Linked DNA regions of Homo sapiens: region 1 is linked to region 2. The links are chromatin loops, found by intact Hi-C in ENCODE. Cell type or tissue: endothelial cell of umbilical vein. All regions are shown on one strand.

Region 1 (8,000 bases), 360 kb before region 2:
GTTGGCCCCTTGTATGTGTTCTTTTGAGAAGTGTCTGTTCATGTCCTTTGCCCAGCTTTTAATGGGGTTGCTTGTATTTTTCTTGTAAATTTGTTTAAGCTTCTCATAGATGCTGGATATTAGACTTCTGTCAGTTTTATAGTTTGCAAATATTTTCTCCCATTCTGTAGGTTGTCTGCTTACCCTTTTGATAGTTTCTTTTGCTGTACAGAAGCTGTTTAGTTTAATTAGATTCCATTTGGCAATTTTTGCTTTTGTTGCAATTGCTTTTGATGTCTTTGTCATGAAATCTTTGCTTGTGCCTATATTCTGAATGGTATTGCCCAGGTTGTCTTCCAGGGTTTTTATAGTTTTAAGTTTTACATTTAAGTCTATGTTCCATCTTCAGTTAATTTTTGTATATGGTGTAAGGAAGGAGTCCACTTTCAGTCTTCTGCATATGGCTAGCCAGTTATCCCAGCACCATTTGTTGAACAGGGAATCCTTTCCTCATTGCTTGTTTTTGTCAGCATTGTGGAAGATCAGATAGCTGTAGATGTGTAGTCTTATTTCTAGGTTCCCCATTCTGTTCCATTGGTTTATGTGTCTATTCTTGTGCAAATATCACTCTGTTTTGGTTACTGTTGCCCTTTAGAGTACTTTGAAGTTGGGTAGCATGATGCCTCCAGCTTTGTTCTTTTTGCTTAGGATTGCCTTGGCTATTTGGGTTCTTTTTTGGTTTCATACTAATTTTAAAATAGTTTTTTCTGTTCTGTGAAGAACGTCAATGGTAGTTTAATGGGAATAGCATTGAATCTATAAACTGCTTTGGAAAGTATGGCTAATTTAACAATATTGATTATTCCTATCCATGTGTATGGAATGTTTTTCCATTTGTATGTGTCATCTCTGACTTATTTGAGCAGTGGTTTGTAGTTCTCCATGTAGATGTCTTTCACCTTCATAGTTAGCTGCAATCCTAGGTATTTTATTCTTTTTGTGGCAATTGTGAATGGGAGTTTGTTAGTGATTTGGCTCTCGGCTTGTCTGTTGTTGGTTTATAAGAATGCTAGTGATTTTCGCACATTGATTTTGTATCCTGAGACTTTGCTGAAGTTGCTTGTCAGCTTAAGAAGCTTCTAGGCTGGGATGATGGGGTTTTCTAGATATAGGATCATGTCATCTGCAACCAGGGATAGTTTGACTTCTTTGTTTCCTGTTTGAATGTGCTTTATTTCTCTCTCTTGCCTGAGTGCCCTGGCCAGAACTTCCAATACTGTGTTGAATAGGAGTAGCGAGAGAGGGCATCCTTGTCTTGTGCCAGTTTTCAAGGGAAATGCTTCCAGCTTTTGCCCATTCAGTGTGATGTTGTGTCCCACTTTCAAGACTTACTTTTTCTTTATGTTTTTTGGATAGAAATAACATTAAATTGTCTCTTATAAAGGGACACAGATTCAAACTTTTCCAGCCTCCCTCTCCTCCTCTTTCTCTGTTTGGGATACTCATAGTGAACAGTGGTTTACTAAATTGTGCTTTAGAGACTTTTGCTCTAAAGATAACGTCTCTCTGAGGATCAGCCTCTAAACTTAGGAGAGTTCTGCAAATTGGCTGAATCCCTAGCATACGGCCATATAGACCTAAGTATTACTTGGGAATCAAGTCTCTCAGAGGGATTCCTCTCAAGACAAAAGGATAGTGGTACAAAGGATTTCTAAGTGAGATTTTTGTTGTGTATCTTAAAGCCTACCCTAAACACCCAATTCTGTATTGATGCCTGGAAGAGTGCCGTAGTGATTGGGAAACTATGGGCTCAGCTTCAATAATCTATAGCCGTGACTAATCTCTGAACCGTTAAAAAGAAAAAAAAGTTACTTGGATAAGATGGCTGTCTTTAGTTCACAATGATCATTTAATCTATTCTAGAGAAAACGGAAATAACTTCAGGAGTTGGAAGACCATGTGTTCTAAAACACTGAGGTGTAGAATTTTAGTAAACACAGGTGTATTAATTTGCTAAGGCTTCCATGAAAAAGAACCACAGACTTGGTTGCTTGAACAACAGATATTCATTTTCTTATAGTTCTGGAGGCTAGAAGTCAGTCTGAGATCAAGGTGTCACTAGGGTCAATTTCTGCTGAGGTCTCTCTCTTAGTTTGTGGATGGCCATCTTCTCCCCATGTTTTCCTGTCTGAGGGTCTATATCCTAATCTCTTGCAAGAACCAGTAGTCATCTCAAACTAAAGCCCACCCTAGTGACCTCATTTAACTTTAGCTACCTCTTTAAAGACTTTATCTCCAAATACAGTCACATTCTGAGGTAATGTGGGGGATGAGGGATTCAGCATATACATTTGGGGGAGAGATAATTAGCCCATAACAGTGGATGACCCTTAGCCAGAAGTCTTCTGAGTTTATTCTGTTAGGCCAAGCAGGAACTTTTAAGCAAATGTCAAAAATGTCATGACTCATGTATAATGCCTCACTTTGCTTTTTTTATGGATTTCTCTAGATTTTTCAAACCTGACGTTTCATTGAAAAAAGGAAACTATCATCTCTGCTATAAGGTGCTTTAAAACCAATCAGGTCTAGGGGTTGTTTATATACATATCTTGGTGTTTCTTAACAACTTCTAGGTCACAGCATGTTTGGGAAATGGAAATACTGATCCTTCAGACTGTGGTCAGTGTACCACATGCTTATAGTTCCTCTTGGTTCTATTGCATCTTGAGGATACACCATTAACTGAACATATCCATAACTTTTGCTCAGAAAAACCATGGGCCAAGGAACATAGACTTAACTAGAAATGACTTACCTGAAACTGAGGAATGTGGGGGAAATCAGACCCAGGTCATGGAGTAATAGAATTTTGACCTGGAATGGACCTTAGATGCCACATTTCAGTCATTCACAAACTTCTTTAAAATTTGTTTTTGCCTTATCAGTGAAATTCAATATTAACAATAGATAATTGTTAATTATCTCATGGTTCTCTTTATATTGACTTACTTTATAAAGCCTTTAAATGTAGCCCCATCTAAATAAAAAATTATTTTGAATTAGAATTCAAGTATGTTGGACACATCACCTGACCCCTATAAATGTATAGATTCTTCCACACTTGCTCTCTTCTGTCATACAGCAGTGGATGGTGAGGATGCAAAGACTTTCAGGCCATAGGGGATGGTGGAAGCACTAACTGGAAAAAACCGAATGACTGCGAAGGAATGTGAGCTGAGATATTGGTGCTGTTTATTACAACAGATAGCCTGTCATGACTAATCGAGTCAACTTTGCAAGACTTTAGATATTTCAACCTCTTTGAAGGCTTTCCTTGCATATAAATTGTAGAAATGTCTTTTCATTATTTATCCCCAAATAGTTTTTGCTTACGTCAGTGCTTTTTATAAAGCCACTAAAATTATATTTTCAGTACATCTAGATTAAAAGTAATATGAAAATTAGTATATTACTTAATATCATCAATCCTTTGCATATTATGTTAAATATCCCATCTAATATTTTAATTTATTTCTGTTTTTCAGAAATTCAACACTTGCATGGGAAAAAGGCAAGTGTAGCTATATAGAGTACAAGCTGCAAATGCTCTTGACCTTGCTCTGATTAGGAATGCTAGGATTCTACCTTTGGATGAATTATCATCATATTTAGGCACTCAGAGTAAATCCTTAGTACACAGAAAATAGAAAAGAATTATTTATCACCAAGTATTTAGGCCAATTTGCAATTGCCATCACAGGCAAAAAGTAAAATTTAAATTTATTCATACAACCTATGTAACACAGAGGTTTAATTAACTTGAAAAACAAGGTCCCTTCTATTTTTTTTAGCAGCTTTAAAAAAATGGTTATTAAATTGTATTTGCTTTATTTGGCTTGCAGCTTGACAGGGCTGTTTTTGCGGGTGAGGGCATAAGGAGGTGGTTGTATTTGTTTCCAGGCTCCATTGGCAGATAAATACCAGTTATAGTCATTCTGGGGATGGGGATGGGGTTGGCAATAGTAAATAAGAACCAGTGTAAACAATCTAGGTTTTAAAGCAAATACGGTGATGGAATATTAAAGATGAAATGGAATCACTTTGTTCAATAATATTATTGAATGCCAGTGGGGTAGCAGCCACCTCGAGAGGTTATATACTGTGACTAAAGGGTGTGGACCAGAAACTAGCACAGCCCCTCCTTTCATGGGCTCACAGACAGTGCGTAGAAACACAAACACAGAGACAATAGACAATTCACTCAATGCCTGTGTGTATTCTAGTGTGTCCCACCAAGCCTGCACAAAAGCATCCTCTCAAGACCCACAGAAAAACTTCCTTCCTGATGTTATCCCTGCCTTTCCTTATTCTTTACCACTTCAGGATGACCTTACCCTGGGGACTTGACTTTGTTCCCAGAGCTGTATTTCACTCCTCCACTGAGCTTCAGGAACTCAGTGACTTGCTTAAGAGCTGAAAATTATCTTACCAGTCTGATGATCATAACTGGCTAATCCTGAATACTATTAGATTTGCCTTAAATAAATCCCAAATGTCAGTTATAAATGCAAAATATTTTGAAGTGCATTTTGGCAGAGGAATCTATGTAATACCTTAAGAAGTTTAATCAAATAAAAAGGTAAAAGTTTAAGCGACCAAATAACAAAACCATACTTTTTTATAAAAAGAAAAATTTAATATTAAAATAATACCCCAAAACCCTCATAAAAGGTCCAATCAGGATATCAGGAAGTTACAGAGATAGAAACAAAGATTGTAGTAGCGGAATTACATACATTAGATTAATTGGTCAATAATAAGCAAGTAAACTCTAGATTTAATAAACTCTTTTGAGAATATTAAATCTAGGGAGGTTTTCCAATAGATGTCACCATTGGGTTATAAGTCATTCTAATTTTATAAGCCTCTAGGAAATTTAACTCCGTAACTCTCAATTGGTTCTATTAGAAGACTCTTATCGGCTGGGTGCGGTGGTTAACGCCTGTAATCCCATCATTTTGCGGGGCTGAGGCCGGTGGATTGCTTGAGGTCAGGAGTTGAAGGCCAACCTGACCAACATGGTGAAATCCTGTTTCTACTAAAAATACAGAAATTAGCCAGGTGTGGTGGCAGGCGCCTGTAATCCCAGCTACTCGGGAGGCTGAGGCAGGAGAATCGCTTGAACCTGGGAGGCAGAGGTTGCAGTGAGCTGAGATTGCACCATTGCACTCCAGCCTGAGCGACGGAGCAAGACTCCGTCTCAAAAAAAAAAACAACAAAAAAAACAAAAACAAAACAAAAAAACACTCTTATCTTGGCTTCAAATAGTTTATGCTGTAATTGTTATTCTGGTATTTAGTATTTTCAATTTTTAGTGCAAATAATTATTAATTATATTTTTAAATGATCTTCTGAGATTGCCCTGAAAAGAATATAATTTTAACATCATCAGTGTATTACAAATATAACTTAAGAATAGAAAAAAACACAGAACAGAGTGTCTAATAGAATCATTAGACACCAAGACCTATATATCTCCACAGAAATTTGTAATATAAATTACATCAAATTTGGCCCGGAAATTAATTTTATTTTTAAATATAATTAACTTTTATGTATGCACTTGGACTACGTCTTTAAGTAACGTGAACAAATCTCAGAGTTCCTTGGGATTGGTCACTATTTGAAGAGCAAAACTAAACCGTTAGAGATATCCTATCCTGACTGTGTCTGAGGGTTGGATTTTATCATTTGAAAAAAATGCTTCAGTTCTACCAAGGATTCAGTCTTATTCAGTGTAACGCATGAAATAAAAAGCAAAATTAATCACTTGCTGTCTCTACTAACTCACTAGACGTGCTTGTTAGTTTTATTTGTCTTTCTTTTCAATTATTAATCAATGTCATGAGGTGGATCAATATACTAAGAGCTTCTAAATACAATATATAAGCCTTAAGAATCAATAGTGATATCATTCATATAAGGGAAAAAATTGAATTTATGGCTACACTGAAACTTAGATCACATGTTTCTACTTCTTTTATTTTTTGTTTTCAATTTTTCTGAATTCAAGGTTATATGTTTATTATACAATATATAAAAAAAGAAAAAATAAAAATTATTCATAGCCCTGCTACCACCCAAATGTGATCATTGCTAAGATTTTGAAATGTTTCTTTTTATATATTTGTAAATAAAATTGTAATCATGTATGTGTGTAAATTAGGATCTTGTGGTTTAACTTTGTCTTTTTAGGCATTTTTCTATATTATTTTACAGGTTTCATACATATATATATATATAACTGGTACATACCATCTACTCTTGGTAGTTTATGTCTTTTTTTATTAAAATAGTTCTTCAATGATTATGTATGAAATTTCCCATTTTCATATTTCAGAGATAGAGATAGGTCAAATCACATGAATATTTTTGTGACTCTTAGAAAATATTCTCAATTTTATTTTACAAGAAGATTGGACAAAATTAAATTCCCACCCAAATGGATGAGAGAAACTAGTTCCTCAGGTTATCTCTAGTATTGGAAATTACCTGACTTTTCTTGTTGCTAATTTGGGAGGCTAAAAATATCTGATTTCAATCTGCCTATATCTGATAATTGATGATACTACTTTTAAAGGATCTTAAAAATGCTTAGAACTGGCCAAGGTACAGAATGTGTTTCTATTGCTAAAATAAATTTTTAACCTTTTATTTTTAATTCTCAAAATCTAATCTATATTGTCACCATTGGGCTCCCTCACAGAAGGATGTACACAGTTAAAAATTTGGGAATGGCTGAGTTTGGAAACATAGGACAAATGTTAAATTTATGGCACAAAAGTGTCTAATTGCTTTGCATAATAGAAGGTAATAAACAGAAAATTTTGTCCCTTTCATAACACTTTGTATTTCCATTCTACTAATCATTCTTAATAAATTTTGTCTATTCTTATTAATTTTGTTAAGAAGATGATGATATTCAGAAGCTACACATAAGAACACATTTGGAATTTTTGATTAATCATAATCCAAAAGCACAACAAAATTAAATATTCTCCTTCCTGAAATAAATATTTAATTTCCTTCCTGGCATAGACGCTGTTGCTGGCAGTGCTTTGGCTGTCAAAAGAAAATACATTTTACTGTATTTATATAAAGGCTTTTGGCCACTATAGAAATGGAATTTTCATTTGAAAATTTAAATTTTTTAAAAATTATACTTTAAGTTCTAGGGTACATGTGCACAACATGCAGGTTTGTTACATAGGTATACATGTGCCATGTTGGTTTGCTGCACCCATCATTTACATTAGCTATTTCTCCTAATGCTATCCCTCCCCCAACCCCCACCCACAACAGGCCCCAGTGTGTGATGTTCCACACCCTGTGTCCAAGTGTTTTCATTGTTCAGTTCCCACCTATGAGTGAGAACATGCGATGTTTGGTTTTCTGTCCTTGTGATAGTTTGCTGAGAATGATGGTTTCCAGCTTCCTCCATGTCCCTGCAAAGGACATGAACTCATCCTTTTTTATGGCTGCATAGTATTCCATGGTGTATAATATGTGCCACATTTTCTTAATCCAGTCTATCATTGATGGACATTTGGGTTGGTCCCAAGTCTTTGCTGTTGTGAATACTGCCGCAATAAACGTGTGCCATGTGTCTTTATAGTAGCATGATTTATAATCCTTTGGGAATATACCCAGTAATGGGATGGCTGGGTCAAATGGTATTTCTAGTTCTAGATCCTTGAGGAATCACCACACTGTATTCCTCAATGGTTGAACTAATTTACACTCCCACCAGCAGTGTAAAAGCGTTCCTATTTCTCTGCATCCTCTCCAGCATCTGTTGTTTCCTGACTTTTTAATGATTGCCATTCTAACTGGTGTGAGATGGTATCTCATTGTGGTTTTTATTTGCATTTCTCTGATGACCAGTGATGATGAGCAGAAAATTTAATTTAATGTGAAATTTCTGTTAAGGTTAAAAGAAGCAATAACCTACAAAAATCCCA
Region 2 (8,000 bases):
TGCAATAAATACATACAATTTTATCCATTGAGAAATAAATAAAATTTTAACTATTAAAAAAGAAGTAACAAATACACATACACATTTACGTGCAATTTTTCATGGAACTGCATCGAATGTATACAAGGATTTAGGGGAAAATTTTTAGTTTGTGATATTTAGTCCTCCAATCGCCAAACAGGAAATGTTTATTTACTTAGTTTTCAACTTACTTTTTTGTTGTTGTTGTTGTTGTCCTTGGAATTCTCATTAATTGCTTTTATATGGGATCAGTAATATATTTCCAGATTTGGTTATTGGTATTAATCTGGAATTTGATCATTTTTTAGTGGAGTGCTAACACATATTTTAGTATATCTAGTCGAGTATCCTACCAGGAGTAGAAGATTTATATAGAGGATTTTCACATGTAGTTCTTTATAGAAATACGTATGATGTCTTTGAGTTTATTTTCTCTGCCAGCCTGTATATGTATGCTTACAAAAAATACTTATCTATTTACTTTGTAGGTGGAAAAATGCTAATCACTGAAAGAAAACATTTTCGGTCAGGAAGAATTGCACAAAGTATGTCTGAAGCAAATTTGATTGACATGGAAGCTGGAAAACTCTCAAAAAGTTGCAATATTACAGGTATGGGAATTTATAACTGTTGTGATTTGTCCATGTAAGTATATGAAATTCATCACCAATAATTGTTGAAGGTCTACCTCTGAAAATGCTGGAAGATGAAAAGAATTATAAAATCTTGTTTTTATCATAGAAATAGTTAAAAAGATGTGCAAAATAAAATAGCACAGCCAACAGATTATGATAAATATTATAAAAAGGAAAAATGTTGTTAATAAATGAGTGTTATATGCAATAACTATAATGAATTTGGGGGTAAAAAGGCTCTCTGAAGGTTGATTGACCTAGGAAATCTTCATGGAGCATCAAAAAATTAACCTGATCCTCAGAGGAAAAGTAAGTTTTAAGAGAGTTAGGGGTAATTGTATTAAAGAAAAGTGTGAATATAAGAGAAATGCCACCTTTATTTTTCAAAATCCGTCTTCTAATTTTTAGCATATAACACTTAAAAACATTTCAATTAAGGTAATGTTTCTATGTATATTAAACAAAAGAAATTCTGACAGTTTGCTTGAATTATTTTTTCAGTAGAACTTCTGAAAATTTGGTTGGCTCTTCTGCCTGTCTCTAAAAGCAGCACTAGCTTCACAAAGTCTACAGAGTCTTTATAATTATTTACTAAGAAATGACCAAGTACGAGTTGCTCTACACAAACAAAAAATGGCTTCAATGTTGTGAGATATCTAGAAATTCTTATAATAGAAATGTAAATATTTTAATGTTACAAATTCTTAAGACACTTACTTTCCAAAATAATAATGCTTCAATTTCTAGTGGTAAAATTATTATTTGCCATTGCAAGCTTGAGTGCAATGAATTCATTTGATCAATAAAACCAATGGTGGTCTAAATTTTCAATGTTCATTTTATGAATTCCTTTTCCTGAAAAATGTTAATAACATTTCAATACAAAATTATAGAATTATCTAATAAATTAATGACTTTCTAACTTAGCATATTGTTTTAAACGTTATTTTAAATATTAACAGATGTATTTGATATTTTCTACATATTCAATATTATCTGAAAAGGAAAATATTAAATTAATATTCTGAATGTAATGAAACCAACAATTCAGTGCTTAGAAAAATATGGATAATTGAATAACTGATTTATTCTATTTGACCAGAAATTTGCTTTTGTAAACATGATACATAAAATAATAAAGCATAAGCACATGCTAGTCTGAGTCATTTTCAAGAAAATGTGTTAAATATATTATTAGGTCATATTAAATATTTATTTGTTTAGTTTATAAATCATGATGTCTTAAAATAACATTACATATGTTCAAAAAATAACCTGGTAGAAAAAATATTCTTCTCTCATTACATATAAATTTGAGCAAATTTAACATTGAGTTTATGTTAGCTAGTAGACTAGAGATCAGAAAGAAAAATGAAAAGTAAGTCCTGAATTTTTAAGCTATGGGAAAAATTAATCTTGATTGTAACTCACAGTGCCACCTTATCTTTGTTTTGCTTTGTCTTTCCTTAAATAACAAGAATGCCAGGACCCAGACTTGCTTCACAATTGGCCGGATGCTTTCACCCTTCGTGGTAATAATGCTTCCAAAGTTGCAAATCCATTCTGGAATCAACTGTCTGCTTCTAACCCATTTTTGGATGACATAACTCAACTAAGAAATAACAGGAAGAGAAATAATATTTCCATCTTAAAGGAAGATCCTTTTCTTTTCTGTAGAGAAATAGAAAATGGAAATTCTTTTGATTCCTCCGGTGATGAACTTGATGTGCATCAGTTACTTAGGCAGACTTCCTCAAGAAATTCTGGAAGATCTAAAAGTGTTTCAGAACTTCTGGACATTTTAGACGACACAGCACATGCCCATCAGAGTATACATAACTCTGACCAGATCCTACTACACGACTTAGAGTGGCTTAAAAATGATCGGGAGGCTTATAAAATGGCTTGGTTAAGTCAACGCCAGCTGGCCCGCTCCTGCCTTGATTTGAATACAATTAGTCAGAGCCCTGGATGGGCCCAGACACAACTTGCGGAGGTCACCATAGCTTGCAAAGTAAACCATCAAGGAGGGTCAGTACAATTACCTGAATCAGACATCACTGTTCATGTGCCCCAAGGTCATGTGGCTGTGGGAGAATTCCAAGAGGTGTCTCTAAGGGCTTTCCTTGATCCGCCACACATGCTTAACCATGATCTTTCGTGCACTGTGAGCCCGTTGTTGGAAATCATGTTAGGCAACCTCAATACAATGGAAGCCCTTTTGCTGGAGATGAAAATTGGGGCTGAAGTAAGAAAGGATCCTTTCAGCCAAGTCATGACAGAAATGGTGTGTTTACACAGCTTGGGTAAAGAAGGCCCTTTTAAAGTTTTAAGCAACTGCTACATTTATAAAGACACCATCCAAGTCAAGCTAATCGACTTGAGTCAGGTAATGTATCTAGTGGTTGCTGCACAAGCTAAAGCTCTTCCGTCACCAGCTGCCACCATTTGGGATTATATCCACAAAACCACCTCAATTGGAATTTATGGACCCAAATATATCCATCCCAGTTTTACTGTTGTTTTAACAGTTTGTGGACACAATTATATGCCAGGACAGCTTACAATTTCTGATATTAAGAAGGGTGGAAAAAACATATCTCCAGTTGTGTTTCAGCTCTGGGGGAAGCAGTCATTTTTACTTGACAAGCCACAAGATTTAAGTATTTCTATTTTTTCCTGTGATCCTGATTTTGAAGTAAAGACAGAAGGAGAAAGGAAAGAAATTAAACAAAAGCAGTTGGAAGCAGGTGAAGTAGTTCATCAACAATTTTTATTTTCTTTAGTTGAGCACAGAGAGATGCACTTGTTTGATTTTTGTGTTCAAGTGGAGCCTCCCAATGGTGAACCAGTTGCACAGTTCTCTATCACTACTCCTGATCCAACCCCAAACCTAAAAAGACTCTCGAATCTGCCAGGCTATTTGCAGAAGAAGGAGGAAATCAAGTCTGCTCCTTTATCACCAAAAATTCTTGTTAAATATCCTACATTTCAAGATAAAACATTGAACTTTAGCAACTATGGGGTAACCCTGAAGGCAGTGCTAAGACAAAGCAAGATTGATTACTTCCTTGAATATTTCAAAGGGGACACAATAGCTCTCCTCGGGGAAGGTAAGGTAAAAGCTATTGGTCAGTCCAAAGTGAAAGAATGGTATGTAGGAGTCCTCAGAGGTAAGATTGGACTTGTACACTGCAAAAATGTCAAGGTGATTTCAAAGGAGCAAGTAATGTTTATGTCAGATAGTGTCTTTACAACCAGAAATCTTCTTGAACAGATTGTCCTGCCTTTAAAAAAATTGACTTATATCTACTCAGTTGTATTAACCTTGGTGTCAGAAAAAGTTTATGATTGGAAAGTTTTAGCTGATGTCCTGGGTTACTCACATCTGTCCCTGGAAGATTTTGATCAAATTCAAGCAGACAAAGAATCAGAGAAAGTTTCTTATGTTATAAAGAAGTTAAAGGAAGATTGCCACACAGAGAGAAATACAAGGAAGTTTCTGTATGAACTTATTGTGGTGAGTATTGCTTGATCATGGTAATGAATTGCCATCGAGAATTGTATTAACTTGACAATATTTATAACTGAACATGTGAGAGGAGAAATGTTTAAAAATTCAACAGTCTTAAATACATTAAAGACACTTTATAGCAAATATAGTTTTTCCTACATGATCATAAAACTGGTTTCTTAAACTTGAGATTCAACTGTGATTTCCCCAAAAACCAGGATCATCTTTTAAAAGAAAATAAAAAGTTCTGTTTGTGCTGGGCTTAACAGTTCAGATACAACTTCTCTTCCTGTCTCAAATATTTAGACAACTCTTAAGATACCAGAGAGGCTCCATAACATGAAAGCAAACTAAAGAGAACTAACTTGGCCATTGTTAGGGATCTACTTTTCAGTGTGTGTGGGATTTTTTTCTTTCTTTCTTTTTTTTTTTTTTTTTTTTTTGAGACAAAGTCTCGGTCTGTTGCCCAGGCTGGAGTGCAGTGGCACGATCACAGCTCACTGCAGTTTCAACCTCCAGGGCTCAGCTGCCCAAGTAACTCAGACTGCAGGCATGTGCCGCCATGCCTGGGTATTTTTTTTTTTTTTTTAAGGGATGAGTGTCTCACTATGTTTCCCAAGATGCTCTTGAACTCCTGGCCTCAAGCAATCTTCCCACCTTTGCCTCCCAAAGTGCTGAAATTACAGCCATGAGCCACCACACCTGGCTGTTTCTTTTTTTTAATGTATTACCAATATCCTTTAGCAATTTAATATTCTTATGTATACAATGCATTACAGCCTAAACAATAATATTAGTAATTCTCATCTTAATCCTCATGTTTTAATAGGACTCCCAGTGCCAAATTCTTTAGTGTAGTATTCAACCCAGTGGAAGGCTCAGTGTAGAATTACAAAGTACTTTTTACCTTTAAAGTAGAAATTCAATATTTTATAAAAATAAAAAAAATCAAGATCATATTTCTAAAAATGGTTAAAACATGAGTGTAAAAATAAAAATGATTGTTAATGCTTCTCTAGTGCTTATTTAGCCATTAACAACTCTATGGGGTAAGTATAGCTAGTATCTTCATCTTATAGGTCGAAGAAACCAAGTCTTAAAAAGTTAGACAATTTGCCCACGTCCTACAGTTGCCTATTCTTATAGATGGGATTTGAATATTTTTTGGTTTCAAAATCATGCGTAAAGCCACTATGCCTTCATGAAACAAAGTAATGTGTGTGTGTATAAAAATGTTTGTATAAGTACTGTGTATGTGTAGGTATTTGTATTAAATATTATAATTGTGAAAGGCTGGTGCTCTGTAGAAGGTAAATAAAATTATATAGGCAGGTTCATGCAAAGGAGCAAAGTTTTAATCAAGATGCAAAAGAAGTAGAAAATATTTGGAGAACAAATTTAATCTGTGGCATTAACAATGATTCATATAATAAATAAATATATATAACATTATCTCTCTTTCAATATTTTTGATGATTCTACAGTGATACTTAGAGAAGTTGAAATTCAAAAGCTCCTATATCCAGTTGCTAAGTTGATAGATTTTTTATGGTGTGCTGCATTCTTACCTACCCTGGGACATTCAGAACTATTGGAGACTGAATGTTAGAAGCTGCTCTACCTGGTGGAAGCTGCGTGTGCATTTTGTAATAGCTCATTAACTCTCATAGCTCATATTTAACATTCACCTGCAAAGGTTTGAATTGGAAAATTAATTTCTTTTGTTTTTTTAGTGGCCTAAAAATGTTGTAATGGCCAAAGGTCATTAATGATGGTCTGAAAGTTCAAGCCTGATCATACCTGTATATTTTGGGGTATGATAATTACCAGAGTGCCTCAAGCGGCTAATTAGAAAATCTAGTAGAGACTCCATTCAAGCGGGGAGCTTCCAAGCTTTAGTGGAGGTTTCAGGATTTCTGTATGAAGAGGCTCAGGCCTGGTTCTCTGACTGGCAGGTGATGGAGCATGGGGTATAGAGTTGTCTCTTGAAACTTTATTTGCATAGTAAATATACATTTTTCTAGGATTGTATATTGATTTGGTGTGGCAGGGAGCGACCCGATAAGCTGAAAAAGACTGTGGGATCCAAACCCTTCAGTCATCTCTTGACATTGAGACTGGCTGTCCTTATATACTTGACACTCTCTAAAGCACTTCAGCATCCAATTTGATTTTCACAATGATTATGGAAGTTTAGACAAAGTGGAATTAACACTACATTGATTTTAAAAATCATTAAATAGAGATACTGTGTGATGCATGTAAAGTCTTATACTATGTGGAGCTGGATTTTAAACTCAGGTTTTATGGCTCCAAGTACAGATCTTTTCCCTAAAACAAGAAACTGGAATATAAAGTAGTAACCCCACTCCACAGTTTACTAAAAGCACCATCAGGGGCCCGCTAGCTCAGTATTGTTTCTCACTGAGGCTATAACTCTTCAGTATAAATGTATGGATCCATTTATGTATCAAAACCATGGGTAGTCCTTCTAATTGCATACTTTCAGGGGAATGAACATGCTATCAACTTTCATAGTTGCTTTACTTGCTTATTCATTTTAACTTATTGTTTCATATTGGTAGATAAAGCTCCAAAGTGCCATTAAATAATGAGGGGCTACCAAACATGTTTACAGTAGTTCCCCTTATCCACAGTTTCACTTTCTGTGGTTTGGGTTACCTACCATCAACCATGATTGACAAATAGGTGAGTAGAGTACAATAAGGTATTTTGAAAGAGAGAGGCCACATTCACATAACATTTATTAGAGTATATTGTTATGATCGTTATATTTTATTACTAGTTATTGTTGTTAATCTCTTACTGCGCCTAATTTATAAATTAAACTTTTCCATAGGTGTGTATGTATAGGAAAAAACACAGTGTGTATAAAATTTGGTACTATCTGCAGTTTCAGGCATCCACTGGACAGCCTTGAAATGTGACTCCTTTGGATTCTTGGATCTCCTTGGATTCCCCCTCCTAAGGGGGAGCTACTCTATTTGCTCATTTGAACAAAGAAGAGGTATAGATAGATGTAATCCCATATTTTAAAAATGGTACTCAAGGCAAAACACAAACTTGTAGACTTGTTTGAAACATGCATGGTTAGGTAAGAGCCTGATGGTTTTCTATTTTGCATTGTAGAAGACTAGGTGTTTTGTCTTTAATACCTTGTACTTTATGTTTAATACCATTATATTGGTGATGAGGGAGAGTATTTTTAATAAATTTATATATATATATTTTAAACTTATAAACATCAATAGCTTTGTTCAAAGTTGAAGGAGTGTCTCTTTTTTTTAAACACAGCAGGCATGATTCTGGGATGTTTTAAGTCATATTTTGGTGAAAATAGAATAATATTTACCATCACCAGTTCACATACACTTTAAAGAAATTCTTGTAGCCAATCCTCTCCTAGAACGAGGCTTTATTTCTTGTGAGTAAATAACTAATCCTAGAGTGATAAATTAGAGACTGCCGGAACTTCAGAGTACCATTGGAAGTGTGTAATTTAACTTCCTTTTTTCACAATTAAAGATACAAAGACACATATTAGTTAAGTGGTTTATCCAAGGTCCTATAATTAGCCACTGAATTAGTTCTAAATCTCCCCTAACTCTGGCTTAGTTATGTCTACTGTAGTTTGCTTATAGAATTTGCTTAAATGTGAATCAACTCCTTGAGCTTTAGAAAACTCGATTATACGTGTAGTGAAAAAAAAGGACTCCCATTTGTAGAATATGTAATAAAAATTCCAATTTATAGAGAGAAAAGCCCAAGTTAGTTGCTTTTAATTGTGACATGTAATTGTTGCTGCAGGC

Evidence for each region. Hi-C counts contacts between places; a loop is a spot of excess contacts. Peaks named below come from ENCODE experiments on the same cell type or tissue, not always from the same donor. Only the 100,000 strongest peaks of a DNase experiment are listed, where the experiment ranks them.
Region 1: a loop joins it to region 2, with 21 times the contacts of the local background. A loop is called at or near these places in 3 of 110 quality-filtered maps.

The regions. Positions count from the first base shown.
Region 1 is chr7:20,516,094-20,524,093 of GRCh38, reverse strand. No RefSeq gene overlaps it. Among named protein-coding and RNA genes, the nearest start is that of ABCB5, 96 kb to the left of the region's middle. In endothelial cell of umbilical vein, no CTCF peak of the experiment used is centred here; a DNase peak (open chromatin) is centred at 4,383.
Region 2 is chr7:20,154,380-20,162,379 of GRCh38, reverse strand. It overlaps MACC1 (MET transcriptional regulator MACC1), which reads left to right. Exons shown (of 7, transcript NM_182762.4): 4 at 510-632; 5 at 2,135-4,176; 6 at 7,999-8,000. The coding sequence starts at 518. Among named protein-coding and RNA genes, the nearest start is that of MACC1-AS1, 16 kb to the right of the region's middle. RefSeq lists a silencer at 3,409-3,568. In endothelial cell of umbilical vein, no CTCF peak of the experiment used is centred here; no DNase peak of the experiment used is centred here.